Regions from separate parts of the Homo sapiens genome. Here region 1 is linked to region 2. A link is a loop called in an ENCODE intact Hi-C map of the cell type or tissue named here. Cell type or tissue: transverse colon. All regions are shown on one strand. Each heading gives the region's core, and the rest is flanking DNA. Links, peaks and the distances in the headings are about the cores only. Region 1 holds the start of LOC105371922 (a long non-coding RNA gene). Region 2 holds the start of LOC101928855 (a long non-coding RNA gene).

What was found. A loop is a pair of places that touch in the nucleus more often than their neighbours do. Peaks named below come from ENCODE experiments on the same cell type or tissue, not always from the same donor. Only the 100,000 strongest peaks of a DNase experiment are listed, where the experiment ranks them.
Region 1: it touches region 2 in a loop (2.2-fold over the local background); 2 of 110 quality-filtered maps call a loop at or near these places.

The regions. Positions count from the first base shown.
Region 1 is chr17:80,581,712-80,588,707 of GRCh38, reverse strand. All of the region lies in intron 1 of RPTOR (regulatory associated protein of MTOR complex 1), which reads right to left. It overlaps LOC105371922 (a long non-coding RNA gene), which reads left to right and starts at 1,747. Exons shown (of 5, transcript XR_007065932.1): 1 at 1,747-1,884. In transverse colon, for the core only: no CTCF peak of the experiment used is centred there; no DNase peak of the experiment used is centred there.
Region 2 is chr17:80,802,169-80,807,995 of GRCh38, reverse strand. The region is part of intron 7 of RPTOR (regulatory associated protein of MTOR complex 1); the gene reads right to left. It overlaps LOC101928855 (a long non-coding RNA gene), which reads left to right and starts at 2,364. Exons shown (of 4, transcript NR_110852.1): 1 at 2,364-3,029; 2 at 3,122-3,331; 3 at 3,488-3,715; 4 at 4,257-5,827. In transverse colon, for the core only: no CTCF peak of the experiment used is centred there; no DNase peak of the experiment used is centred there.

The DNA of each region.
Region 1 (6,996 bases), core at 1,165-6,164, 220 kb after region 2:
AAGATCCTAACAAAATCACCAGTAAGAGTATGAAAAGGTGTGTAATTTCATTAGTCATGAAGAAAATGAAAATGAAAAACAGAACTTCCATATAGAATCCAGCAATTCTGCCTCTGGGTATATATATCCAAAGGAATTGAAATCGGCATGTTCAAGACACATCTGCATACCCATGTTCATTGCAGTGTGGTTCACAATAGCCGAGATATGGAATGTACCAAGGTGTCCAACAAAAAATGAGTGGATAGGCCAGACGTGGTGGCTCACTCCTGTAATCCCAACACTGGGAGGCTGAGGAGGGCAGATCACCTGAGGTCAGGAGTTTGAGACCAACCTGACCAACATGGTGAAACCCCATCTCTACTAAAAATACAAAAATTAGCCAGGCGTGGTGGTGAACACCTGTAATCCCAGCTACTCAGGAGACTGAGGCAGGAGAATTGCCTGACCCCGAGAGGCGGAGGTTGCAGTGAGCCGAGATTACACCACTGCACTCCAGCCGGGGCGACATGGCGAGATTCCATCTCAAAAAAAAAAAAAAGAATGGATAAAGAAAATGTGATATACATGCACCATGGAATACTACTCAGCCATTAAAAAAAAGAAGGAAATCCTGTCATTTGCAACAACATGGATGAACCAGGAGGACATTACGTTAAGTGAAATAAGCCACAGAAGGACAAACACCACATGATGTCACTTACATGAGAAATCTAAAAAAACGAAACTCACAGAAGCAGAGTAGAATGGTGGTCACCAGAGGTTAGTGGGTGGAAGGGGTAGGGGAGATGTTGGTCAAAAGGCACAAGCCTTCAGTTGGACAGAGAGTAAGTTCAGAGATCTACTATGCAGCATGCTGACTATAGTTAATAACACTATATATTTTAAAATTGCAAAGAGATTGCAAATGGTCTCACCACCAAAAAAAAAAAAGATACATATGTGTGGTGATGGTTGTTAATAAGCTCGATTTAATCATTCCCCAATGTATATATCTATCAAAACATCACATTGTATCTCATAAATAAATACAACTTTTCAAAGTCGGGGCCAGGGGGAAGTAAATTACAGCCATGATATAATACATACCCACAGGAATGAACACAGTAAAAATGCGTAACAGTGTGGGCCGGAGTGTGGTGCAGCAGAAACAACCTCAGCTAAAACCCAACCCGATTACTACGCAATTCCACTCCTAGGCAACTACCTCCCGAAAATCCACACAGGTGCTAACCAAAATTCATATATAAAAACACTTATAGCAGCACTATTCATCATACACACACACTGGGCAACCCAAGTGTTCGACACTGTATTCAATGGCTCACGACAACAGCAAGAATAACCGCCGCTACACACGGCAACAGAATCGATCTCGGGTGTCTTACAAGACACAAAAGAGCGCAGATACTATGATAATGTTTATATACGTTTCCACACCAGGCAAAGCTGTATTATTTCGGGGATGCACAAACAGTTGATAAAACTGTGAGAAAAGAAAAAGGCAAGCGAGTGCATGCTGCACAACCAGGAAAGGGGAACTGCGGGGGAGGCCAGAGGGGCGAGCGGGGCTGCGCCGGGCCGGTGAGGCGCCCCGTCTGCACCCGACAAGCCCCGTGTTGTTTCTGGATATTCCACCGCATACTTGGCTGCGCGTCCTTCTGTACACACAGCACATTCTCGAAGCTTACAAAGGTCGAGAACATTGCTGACGTGGCCCATGACCGGCTCGTGTGTTCATCCGGCAGACGCGGAGCACAGCTACATGCTGAGCATGCTATGCAGGACCTGCTTGCCAGCGAGCCCGTGAAAATCCAGTCCAAGGAACAGGAACAGCTATCACACATGGCAAAAAGGCGAGAAAGGCCATGAGAAACATATCAGGTTAGTAGAGGAAAAATCAGACGTTTGGTCCAGACCCTAAAGAGCTGCTGGTGGCATCTGAACATTCAAACTCGGGACAGACTTGGAGTAGAAGGAACGGACACCGGCGTCCCTGACCGTGATGGGCAGGACAGGAAGCTGCAGCGCCCGGGGCTGCTCTTCAGTTCCCGCCTGGCAGCTGAACCACAGGCCCCCATGGCAGAGGGGGAGGAGAGAGGGGAGGGCTGCCATGCCCGGACCCTGCCCAGCCAGAGCGACACAGGCAGAAACAGGAAGGCGGGTACCAGAGCACCACCATGGCCCAAACTTTCTTACTGCTTTTTTCCTTTTAATTCTTTGTTACTTTTTTGAAACAGAAACTGAAGTGTTGAATTTTTGGCCAAATGGAAAGTGGAGTGAAAAACAGACACCCACATCTTTGGAGGCAACTTTCCCCAATCCATGACCTGTGATCACGACGTGGTTACTACATACAGGATCACGGGGCAGGCAGGAGGCACCAATCAGTCACAAGACTCAATTTACCAAAATCTATGACAGCCCAAGTGTGGATTTTTGTCTCTCAGGCTCAATTTCAGAGAAAAATAGGCCTGTATAAAACTAGCATCTGTGGAGAGATCAGGATGGGTTGAAGTAGAAGTTAATATATGGCTTCCCAGTTGAACCAAACAATTAAATCTATGCCAGAAACGGGGGATTGATGCCCTCACAGACTCGCAACATCCTGCCTAGCGGCCCCTCCATCTGCCTGGCTGCAGAGCGCCTCCCGACAAACTGCAAACAACATTGTGACAGATGTGGAAATGTTAGCTCACGGCCACCACTGAGAACGGGGCTCAGAAGACCTCGGAACAATATTTAATGCGTTGTATTGAGGAATTCTGAACAGAGAGTGTATATACCTAAATTATAAAAGGAAGCAGACTTAGAATGAGTATTTTTCATAAATACTACAAATTTTGAACCTCTAGCCACTACAGAATTGGTTTAACAGGCATTCAAATACTTTAAAACCCAAACCAAAAATAATATAATTCCTAAATTAAGTATACCTCCAGGCTCCTCTTCATATTACACATTATAAAATCTAATCTATATATAAGTGGCTCCAAGTAGAATTCACTTTGAGAAGCAGCACTGTGCCTAAACTATGCAACTGCTTAAGGCACATAAGCCTGAGCGACGTAGCAGCGTGCACACTCAGGACCACCCTACGCAAGTGCTGTGCACCGTGTGCCCGGGGCTGTAGGACCCAGGGCCACCCTAACGGGTGCAGCAGCCCTGTGCGCCTCCACGGCACTGAGGAAAAAATAATAAACCGGCCAGCCGCGGTGGCTCACGCCTGTAATCCCAGCACTTTGGGAGGTTAAGGCGGATGGATCATGAGGTCAGGAGTTCAAGACCAGCCTGGCCAACATGATGAAACCCTGTCTCTACTAAAAAATACAAAAATTAGCTGGGCGAGGTGGCGCGTGCCTATAATCTCAGCTACTCAGGAGGCTGAGGCAGGAGAATCGCTTGAACCCGGGAAGCGGAGTTTGCAGTGAGTCGAGATCGCACCACTGCACTCCAACCTGGGCGACAGAGCAAGACTCCATCTCAGGAAAAAAAAAAACAAAAATAATAATAATAATAATAATAATAATAATAATAATAAACCAAAGCACTGAAACAAGAACAGGATATTATAAAACTAACCACATTCTTACATAATTTGGTTTTAATTCAATTTCCAAATGGCACCCCTCCCTAGCTTTCTACAGCTATTCACATAAAAGCAAAGTCTCATTTTCTTTCAGAAAAGTGTAACAGAGTTGGGGGAAAGGATACAAAACCCAGCCATAGCCAGCTCACGCTCTTTCTATATTTTATGAATCCATACAAATAATATGTGGCTTATCTTAAATGTTTGAGTTCTGGTAACATCTTGCCAGTGAATACCCAACACATCCAAGATCATTTATTTTAATAAAGCCTCATAACTCACCAGCTACCACAGCCTCGATTTAACTCAAGGATCAAAGCATAATTCCCATTTTCTCATGGTAACAATGTTTCTAAGTGGCTAAGAGATAAAAGCAGTAAACACATGATGGCGTCCACGTTCCATCCGGACAGGCCCGTGAAGCTGAATTCTGCGGTGGGCCAGTCTCAGATAAGGGGAAGCCCCAAAGAAGTCAAAAGGGGAAAGGTTGTGGGAAAAATGAAACACAGGAAAAGGACTTTCTCTGCCATTTTATTGAGACATGGTAAACGGAGTAACACATAAAGGAAAAATCGCACTCCTGGCAGAGTCTTCCCTCCATCCGCAGATGATGATTCTGGAGGTTTTTATAGCAGTGGTCCTCTTTGTTCTCGGTGGTCAGGAGAATTTCCACAGGGCTTTTTCCCAGAAGAATTCCACTCATCTTGAAAGGCAGTTATTTATGAGTCACCTTATAAGGTTTAAATTATTATTTTTTCATTTTTTTTTAGCTCCCCTGAGTTCTGACCTTAAAAGCTCAAAGAAAAATTCAGCACTTCACAACCCTCCTCTGAAACCCCCAGGTGACTAGTTTCTCTAGAGCTCTCAGTAAAAATCCAACACACAGAAACTAAAAACCCCATCAAAGTGCAATTCAAGTCAGGACACTGATTCCCCTTCACTGCTGAGAAAGAACTCAGCATCAGATGACAACACTCAAGATAAAAGCGGGGGTCTCCTCGGCCTGGCTCAGCCCGCACTGCCTGGCTCCAGCTCCCTGCTGGGTCCCCCTGCGCCATGCCCCTGACCTCTGCAGAGCAGGCCCCACAGCCAGGTCTGGGAGCAAACAACCAACAGCACCTTCACCGCCTGCAGCCACAGGCAGCTGCCCGAGGACAGGAGGCAGAGGGTGACCACTGCAGAGCTGGGGGACACCCTCCGCCACTGCCTCAGTGACATGGACACCTGGGCAAAGGTCTCTTTCTCCACTCATCATGGGCCAAATAAGAGCACATTAGGTACCCCTTGCCTCCTCCTGACCAACGGCAGGGCTGGAGGCAGCTGCACCTGCATATCATCGGAGAGCTGATTCCGGGGGTGCATTCTCGTTTCTACTCTACAATAGCTTTCCTCAGGGGAACCTGCAGCACTTTCCAGAGACGTCCTTGTTATTCCCCCTTCACTACCGGGTTGGGAGGCCAGTGGATGATCCTCACAGTACAGATGAAGACTGAAGGCAAGAGGCGGGACGGCTCCCGGGAGCATAGGTGCTGGGCCCAGAGGTAGCACAGGCTCCTGCCAGCCCTCAAGAGGCCTCCACCAGCTCACAAGGTCCCACGTGGGACAGGCCTCAGAAAGAGGCAGTGAACAGCTGGGCGCAGTGGCTCACACCTATAATCCCGGCACTTTGGGAGGCTAAGGCTTGCAGATCACTTGAGGTCAGGAGTTTGGGACCAGCCTGGCCAACATGGCAAAACCCCATCTCTACTAAATGTAGAAAAATTAGCCTGGCATGATGGTGCCCACCTGTAATCCCAGCTACTCAGGAGGCTGAGGCAGGGGAGAATCACTTGAACCAAGGAAGCAGAAGCTGCAATGAGCGGTGATCGCGCCACTGCACTCCAGCCTGGGCAACAGAGCAAGACTCTGTCTCAAAAAAAAAAAAAAAAAAAAAAAACAGGAAAGAGGCAGTGGACAGGGACCACAGTTAGCATTTTCTAACAAACAGCTTGGTTGACAACTGCCTTTATGTGTACTGAAAGTATAACTGAGAATATTTAGCCAGGCGTGGTGGCGCATGCCTGGGGTCCCAGCTACTCAGGAGGCTGAAGTGAGAGGATTGCTTGAACCTGGGAGGTGAAAGTTGCAGTGAGCCAAGATCACACCACTGCACTCTGTCAAGCCTGGGTGATAGAGTGGGACCCCGTCTCAAAAAAAAAAAAAGAAAAAAAAAGAAAGAATAATAGAGACTAAAAATTGTGAAAAATTTTTCTAATAGATTTAAAACAGCCCATTTGGCCATGCGCGGTGGCTCACGCCTGTAATCCCAGCACTTTGGGAGGCTGAGGCGGGCGGATCACGAGGTCAAGAGATCGAGACCATCCTGGCCAACATGGTGAAACCCCGTCTCTATTGAAAATATAAAAATTAGCCAGGCATGGTGGCGGGCGCCTGTAGTCCCAACTACTCGGGAGGCTGAGGCAGGAGAATCGCTTGAACCCAGGAGACGGAGGTTGCAGTGAGCCGAGATCACGCCATTGCACTCCAGCCTGGGCAACAGAGCAAGACGCTGTCTCAAAAAAAAAAAAAAAAAAAAAAGCCCATTTGTCTGACCGCTGTCACCCTCACACTCAAGCATATGTGTCAGATGCACACATGTATGTGCGATCAGAGAGGGCCGTGCAGCTCAGGGAAGCAGGATCTGCGTCCACACAGTCCAATTGTTCAGGGAACAGAAAAGAAGTGGTTCCAACCTGCTGGGTCTGCACTCAGGGACTTGGCAACAGTGCTCCTTTTATTCACATCAATCACAGTACACACGCATTCTTACCCCACCTTACAGGAAACTGATGTTCTGAGTGTTTAAAGGTTCAACCCATCTAAGTCCACAAGCCAGGAATCAGCTGAGCTGTCCTCTGAATCCAGGTCCACCTAGTAACCACGCTTCCACCACAAGCATCTTTCCAGCAACATAGAAATCCCGTGACATCCTGAGAGGGGTCATTTAGTTCCTCCTGGAATGTTCAATGAGTGAGATGAGGCTGTTTGTCCCATGGCAGTGTCCACTTGCAGCTGGCCCTCAGAAGCCATGGCCAGAGCTCTCCCTCTCTAGTGCCCAGGGCAGCACTTCTCAGCCTGGAAAGGAGTATCCAAGTTCCTCCAGAGCCTTCTCTCTCCTTCAACATCCCCAGCCCTCTGCAACTCTCCCTAAGGGGAGCTGCTTCCAGGTTTCTCAGGGTCCTAGATCACTCCCCTTGGCCACCATTTCTCAGGTGTGCTCTGTGAATGCAGCTCAAAATAGAAGGTCCAGAAGAAAATCAGATGCTCCATGAGCAGTCTCCACTGCAGAGAATAACAGGGATCCACAGGCCCGATGTGCAGTATCCACTGCAGAGAATAGCAGGCATGCACTGGCCCAATGTGCAGTC
Region 2 (5,827 bases), core at 1-5,000:
GGATGCACGTTATAGTTTCTAAAGCAGGTCACCAAAACTATGGCCCAAGGACCACATCCAGCCAGGAGCATGTTTTCTTAAGGCCCCCAGGCTAAGAATGGTTTTTACATTTTTAAAGAGTTGTAACAATGGGAAGACTATGAGACAGAGACCTTACATGGCCTGCAAAGTCTAAGGCATATACTATCTGGCAGTTAATGGAAAAAACAGGATGCTCAAAGTATAGTAAAGAATATAAAATTAACAAGCCAACAGAAGAGAAGAAAGGTGTAATAAAATTGCTAAATCAACTCAAAAGATGGTAAGGGAGGAGAAAAAAGAAAAGTTAAAAAAAAAAGGGGCTTGGCCGGGCACAGTGGCTCATGCCTGTAACCCCAGCCCTTTGGGAAGCCAAGGTGGGCGGATCACCTGAGGTCAGGAGTTCAAGACCAGCCTGGCCAACATGGTGAAACCCTGTCTGTACTAAAAATACAAAAAATTAGCCAGGTGTGGTGGTGTGTGCCTGTAATCCCAGCTACTTGGAAGTCTGACGCAGGAGAATCACTTGAACCTGGGAGGTGGAGGTTGCAGTGAGCTTGAGATCGTGCTATTGCACTCCAGCCTAGGCCACAAGAGTGAGACTCCGTTCCCCCCGCTCCAAAAAAAAGGGTGGTGGGGTGGCTAGAATAAAAAGCAACAGGAAAAAAAAAGGATGAAGCAAGTAGGAGGCAGACTTAAACCCAAATATATCAATTACTACACTAAATGTAAACAAACTAAATACTTTAATTAAAACCAAAAATGTTCTGTCTCTATTTTAAAACAAAACTAAATAAAAGCTAACTATATTGCCAAAAAGAGATCTACCTTATATACATATGGATAAAAAAGATGCATTCTGCAAACACTAACCAAGAGACAGTTGTTCAGCTACGATACTTTAAAAATGTGGACTCTAAGGCAAAAGGCATTACCAGAGATAAAGGGTGACATATCTTGATGATAAAAGGTTTGCTTCATTCTCCCAAGAAGGGTGAGTTGGTACGGTTAATCTGGCCTTCTTCAGTTCTGAGGGTTAATGCATGTGGTCAAAAGGGAAATGAGTTTTTAATTTAAAGTAAAATGTAAAAACTTGTCAAAATTATTTCTTCAACAAGAAAAGAAGAGGCTGTTAAGATATATGTATAAGCAAAAGAGAATTTAAAAAAAAGAAAAAATCAAAGAAAAAAGATATACGTATAAGCAATATTCCTAATTAAAAATGGGACAGATTATAGGAAACCATAATATGGCACAAGGCTGATGATGGTAGAGCAGGGATTTGGGGCAAGGTTGTTCTTGGAAAACGACTAAGTATTCACAACACTGATGGTAACTAAAGTATAGGCAATTAAGGTGGTCAGTGTGTCTAGGTCCCCAATTAACATAAGAGTAGAGATCATTTAAATAAGAAGCTTTCCAACTTGTTTGATCATGAGCCCTAGGAATATTTTTGGTGACCAGACAAACACACATACACAACCACATATAAAGATACATATTCACAGGTTCGTACCCTGTCCATGCCTCCAAACAACAGAAACAAAAAAGCAAACCAAAAAAGAGATACATGTTCAAGCAACAGGACCACGGAACACTTATCTTACTATGAAAACAATGACATTTTCTTCTTTTTTAAAATGCTGGCTGTGACCCACCTAACTGGTTTCATAGCCACTAATCAACCATGACTTGAACTTTGAAAAACATTGACTTAAAGGAAGCAGTTGTTAATTTCTCCAGGAGGATATACTGGCTCAGGGTTACCGAAATGGTTTGGAGTGAACATGGCACCCGAGAGACAATAGAAACTAGAAAGTTCCATAATTCCACCCCTGCATAAGCTGACTGGCTTTTTAAAAACCACCAGAGGCGGCTTGTTTTTTAATGATTTTTAAAAATCTCTGCTCGGTTTCTAAATCACATGGTTCATATGCACAGTGCTGCCATCTCTTTGGATCCTGTCCTTCCGTATTTAATGGTTCCCCTAGTACAGACTTCTGCTCATCTTTACTTGTGAAGTAAATGTAGGGTTGAACTCGGGAGGAAGTTTCCCTGACTTAACAGTAAGCAGAGTTAATATTACAGGAGATAATTCACCTTTTACCTGACTTACTATAGAACGACAAATTATTGCCCCTTCCTGGAGTCAGTCAACAACAACAATGGACAGGAATGGCCACTCTGGAGGCTGCAAACAAAAACCACAGGGAGAGATGGGGCCACAGCGAGGCGAGGGGTAATTCCCCATTTTCTTATTCAACATGTTGATGACATAATGAAAAGCAGATTCTTTTTTATTAAACAGGCAGATTCCAAAGCCCATCAGAAAGACATCTGAGCCCATGTTTATTTTTGAAGCACTTCTGCAAAACAGATTTTCTGTGGGCTTCCCGGTGTCAGGGCCGACCTTCAGACAGACCTTTCCTGAGAGGCAGCTGCAGGAGTCACATGGGAGAAGCCACCTCCAAGCAGAGTCTCCTGAGAAGCTGCTGAAAGGCCTGCCACATCGAGAAAAGCAGCTCCTAAAATAAGGGGAAGCAGGACGGGCTCCAGCAGAGCCGGGGTTGGGGAGCACTTCCCTCCGGAGGCACTGGCCGCCTCCAGGCTGTCTCCAGACGCCACTCTCACCTGCACGCTGCATCTCATCAGGGAGCTTCTCTGCAAAAATCTGGCCTAAAGAGGGTGGGAGGGGAGGAGGGTGAGCTTCCAGGATGGGGCGTGGAGCTCTCCTGCTGTGGAAGTATCTTCAACGAACACTCCACGGTTCTGACAGAGATTGCCACCACCTTCCCCCGACTGTCCTGAGCTCATCTGGATCTTTCTGTCTCTGAAAAGATGCTGAAATCCCAGAGTCACTTCCTAGCCTGGTTGTAAATTGTGTCTTCCTGTGAATTTGTTAAAACACCCTAGGAAAGACAGTTTCCAAATACAGGCAGCCTTGTGTGGTTATGCCTGATTTCTGGGATAATCCTCTGAGGTTTTCCTGGTGGGCATGCATCACACAGAAGGTCAGCACTCCTCCTACCACTGGGCACCCGGGGCTTGGGTCAAAATAACCGGTCTCTCCTCCCATGCTGTACACATCCCCTCATTTTGTCAGGTCCACATGGAACCCGCCCTTTGAGACCAGGCATCTTGATGCAGAAAACTCATGCCACTTTCCTCAGAATCGCACTCACAAACACGCAGAGGGACGTGAAGGGATGGACGTCCTTCCACACGCCAGCCGATGCAGAGTTGGGGGTGGCATCACACAGACCCGGCTCTGTCCTCCAGGCTCGGCCACTCCTAGCTGTGCGACTTTGGGCAGGTGAGTTAACCTCTCTGAGACTCAGTCACTTCATCTAGAAAATGAAGGAAACACCTTCGCGTGGGCCTGGAGCTGTCTTCGGGGCTTGCTGCTGTCCTCCCTGGGACGGGGCGGGACAGGATGCCTTTGTCTCTGTAGATCTATGTTTTGCTTTAGGGAAACAGAAGGCAGGAAAGGAGCTCTCTTGCACTTGCTTCTTAATTGTCTTCAGCCCAACAATTCTTCATATTTCGGGGAGGCACATTCTGGTCTCCAGAAACAGCTAGAAGACACAGCAGCTACACACGCAGCCACACTAAATCTGTTTGGGTCATCATCCATGGAAATAATCGTAGAGATCTCTTAGCCTCTTCTAGCAAAAGGAGTGCTCGCCCGCCTTCTCAGGTGAGAACACCACGGCCCTCCTGCTGGCCGTCAGTCGCCCCCACCCCCTCTGCAAACGGAGCCACTAGTCAGGCTTGTGCCACTGCCCCTTCTGCGGCCACTGCGGGTCACGCCACTGATTCATGGAGCAAAATGTCCTCTGTAGGTAGCCATCAAGCTCCTAAGTGCCTCAGTTTCCCCATCTGATGCAGTGGTCTGAGTCAGACTCACACAGGCCCCTGTAGACCCATTAAGTGCTGCCAGGTTAGCGGTGTTAATTATAAATACTGAAGCTACATATGCCTCTTTCAAAGAAGGCCCTTGCCACACAGCCCAAGCTCGTGCCTGGCTCAGAGGCTGTGGGGCTCCCCGTCTGGAACGCTGCCCCTGGTCCCGGCATGGCTGCTCCCGTCTGGCCAGGTGGTCTCAGTTCCAGTGTTGCCTCTTCATGGGCCTCATCAGGCTGCCCAATCAAAGAAGCATCCAGGCACTCTTGTGTGCGATCACATGGCTCTCCTGGTACATTCACACTCCTCTTATGTGCGTTTCTTCCCCTGATCAGGATGTAAGTTAACGAGCAAGGACTTGGCTCCAGAGCCTCGGACAGGCCCTAGCACACAGCCAGTCCGCAGCAGATGTCTGCTGAATGAACGGTGAATGAACAAACGTGCTGAGAAACACACGCGGGGTCTGAAAAGTGCGCTCGAGCCTGGAACCCGAGGCCCCGCTGACGAGCTGGCCACTCACGCAAAACATACTGGCATCGAGGTCAGAAGACAACACACGCACATCAGAACGGGGAGGCCTTTCTCTGAAGGGCCACAGGGCACAGCGACCAGGCTCTGACAGAGGGGACTGTGCAGCACGGAGCAGCAAACTGAGAAGCCAGCAGCGGCGGCTGGGGGCAGACACAGCAGGACGGGTGGGGGCGGACACAGGCTCCGCCACCGACAGGGGACCCTCGTGTGACTCTCTGTGACCCTGAGCAAGTCTCTCCACCTCCCTTGCCTCGGTTTCCAGAAGTTTAAATGGAGATGGCCTCAGAGGCTGCTCGCCGGGTGGCTGTGATGAGCACCGGAAAAGCCACCACACACCCGGGGTCCCCGGTTATGCTGGCGCCTCACGCCACACTGCTTTATCACCGATTGCAAGTCTGCAGCCACGCACATAGGAACAACGGCAGGGCACTGAATCCTGCAGGATAAACAGATCCAAGGAGGCACCCCTGCCAGAGGAGGCACTCCAGGCACCCCACCAGAACCAGGGGTTGTGAGGAACCGAAGGGCCGTGCGGGCAATGGAGCTGGAGCAACAGACTCTCAGGGAAGGTTAAGGAGAAATGGCAGACTGGACGGAGGGAGGTGCACCTGCTGAACTACGATGCGTCTAGAGAAGAGGCATCAATGGGGGCTGAGCCTCATCCCGGTTATGCGACCGCAGTGACGTGTGCCTCCATAGGTACTGAGCCGTCTGAGATGACTCCTACACAAGAGCAAAGGCCAACATCAGAAAGGACGGCCAAGGGGCACTGACCAGGCACACGCTCAGCCTCACTGCGGCCTCTTCCTCGCTCTGCACCTGGGAGCCTGCCTTCAAGGAACGGAAGCTGCCCTCCAATCAAGCTGTGCTCCTGCATCTCCGCAGAGCGAGGGCTTCCTTTAGAGATATCCAGACACATGCATTTTCTTTTCCTTTTCTTTTTTTTTTTTTGAGATGGAGTCTCACTCTGTCGCCAGGCTGGAGTGCAGTAGCATGACCTCAGCTCACTCACTGCAACCTCCGCTTCCTGGGTTCAAGCGATTCTTCTGCCTCAGCCTCCCAAGTAGCTGGGACTACAGGTACACGCCACCATGCCCAGCTAATTTTTGTATTTTTAGTAGAGACGGTTTCACCATGTTGGCCAGGATAGTCTCGATCTCTTGACCTCATGATCCGCCTGCCTCAGACTCCCAAAGTGTTGGGATTACAGGTGTGAGCCACTGCGCCCAGCCCACGTTTTCTTTAGGATGCTGGGAGGTGCAGAGCCGTGAGGAGGTGGAGCGAATGCCACAGATGTTACAGCTCCGTGCTCTGTGGCGCAGGCCTTTGTTTTGATGACAAATACCAGGGTTTGGGTACCACTGTGAAGGAAACG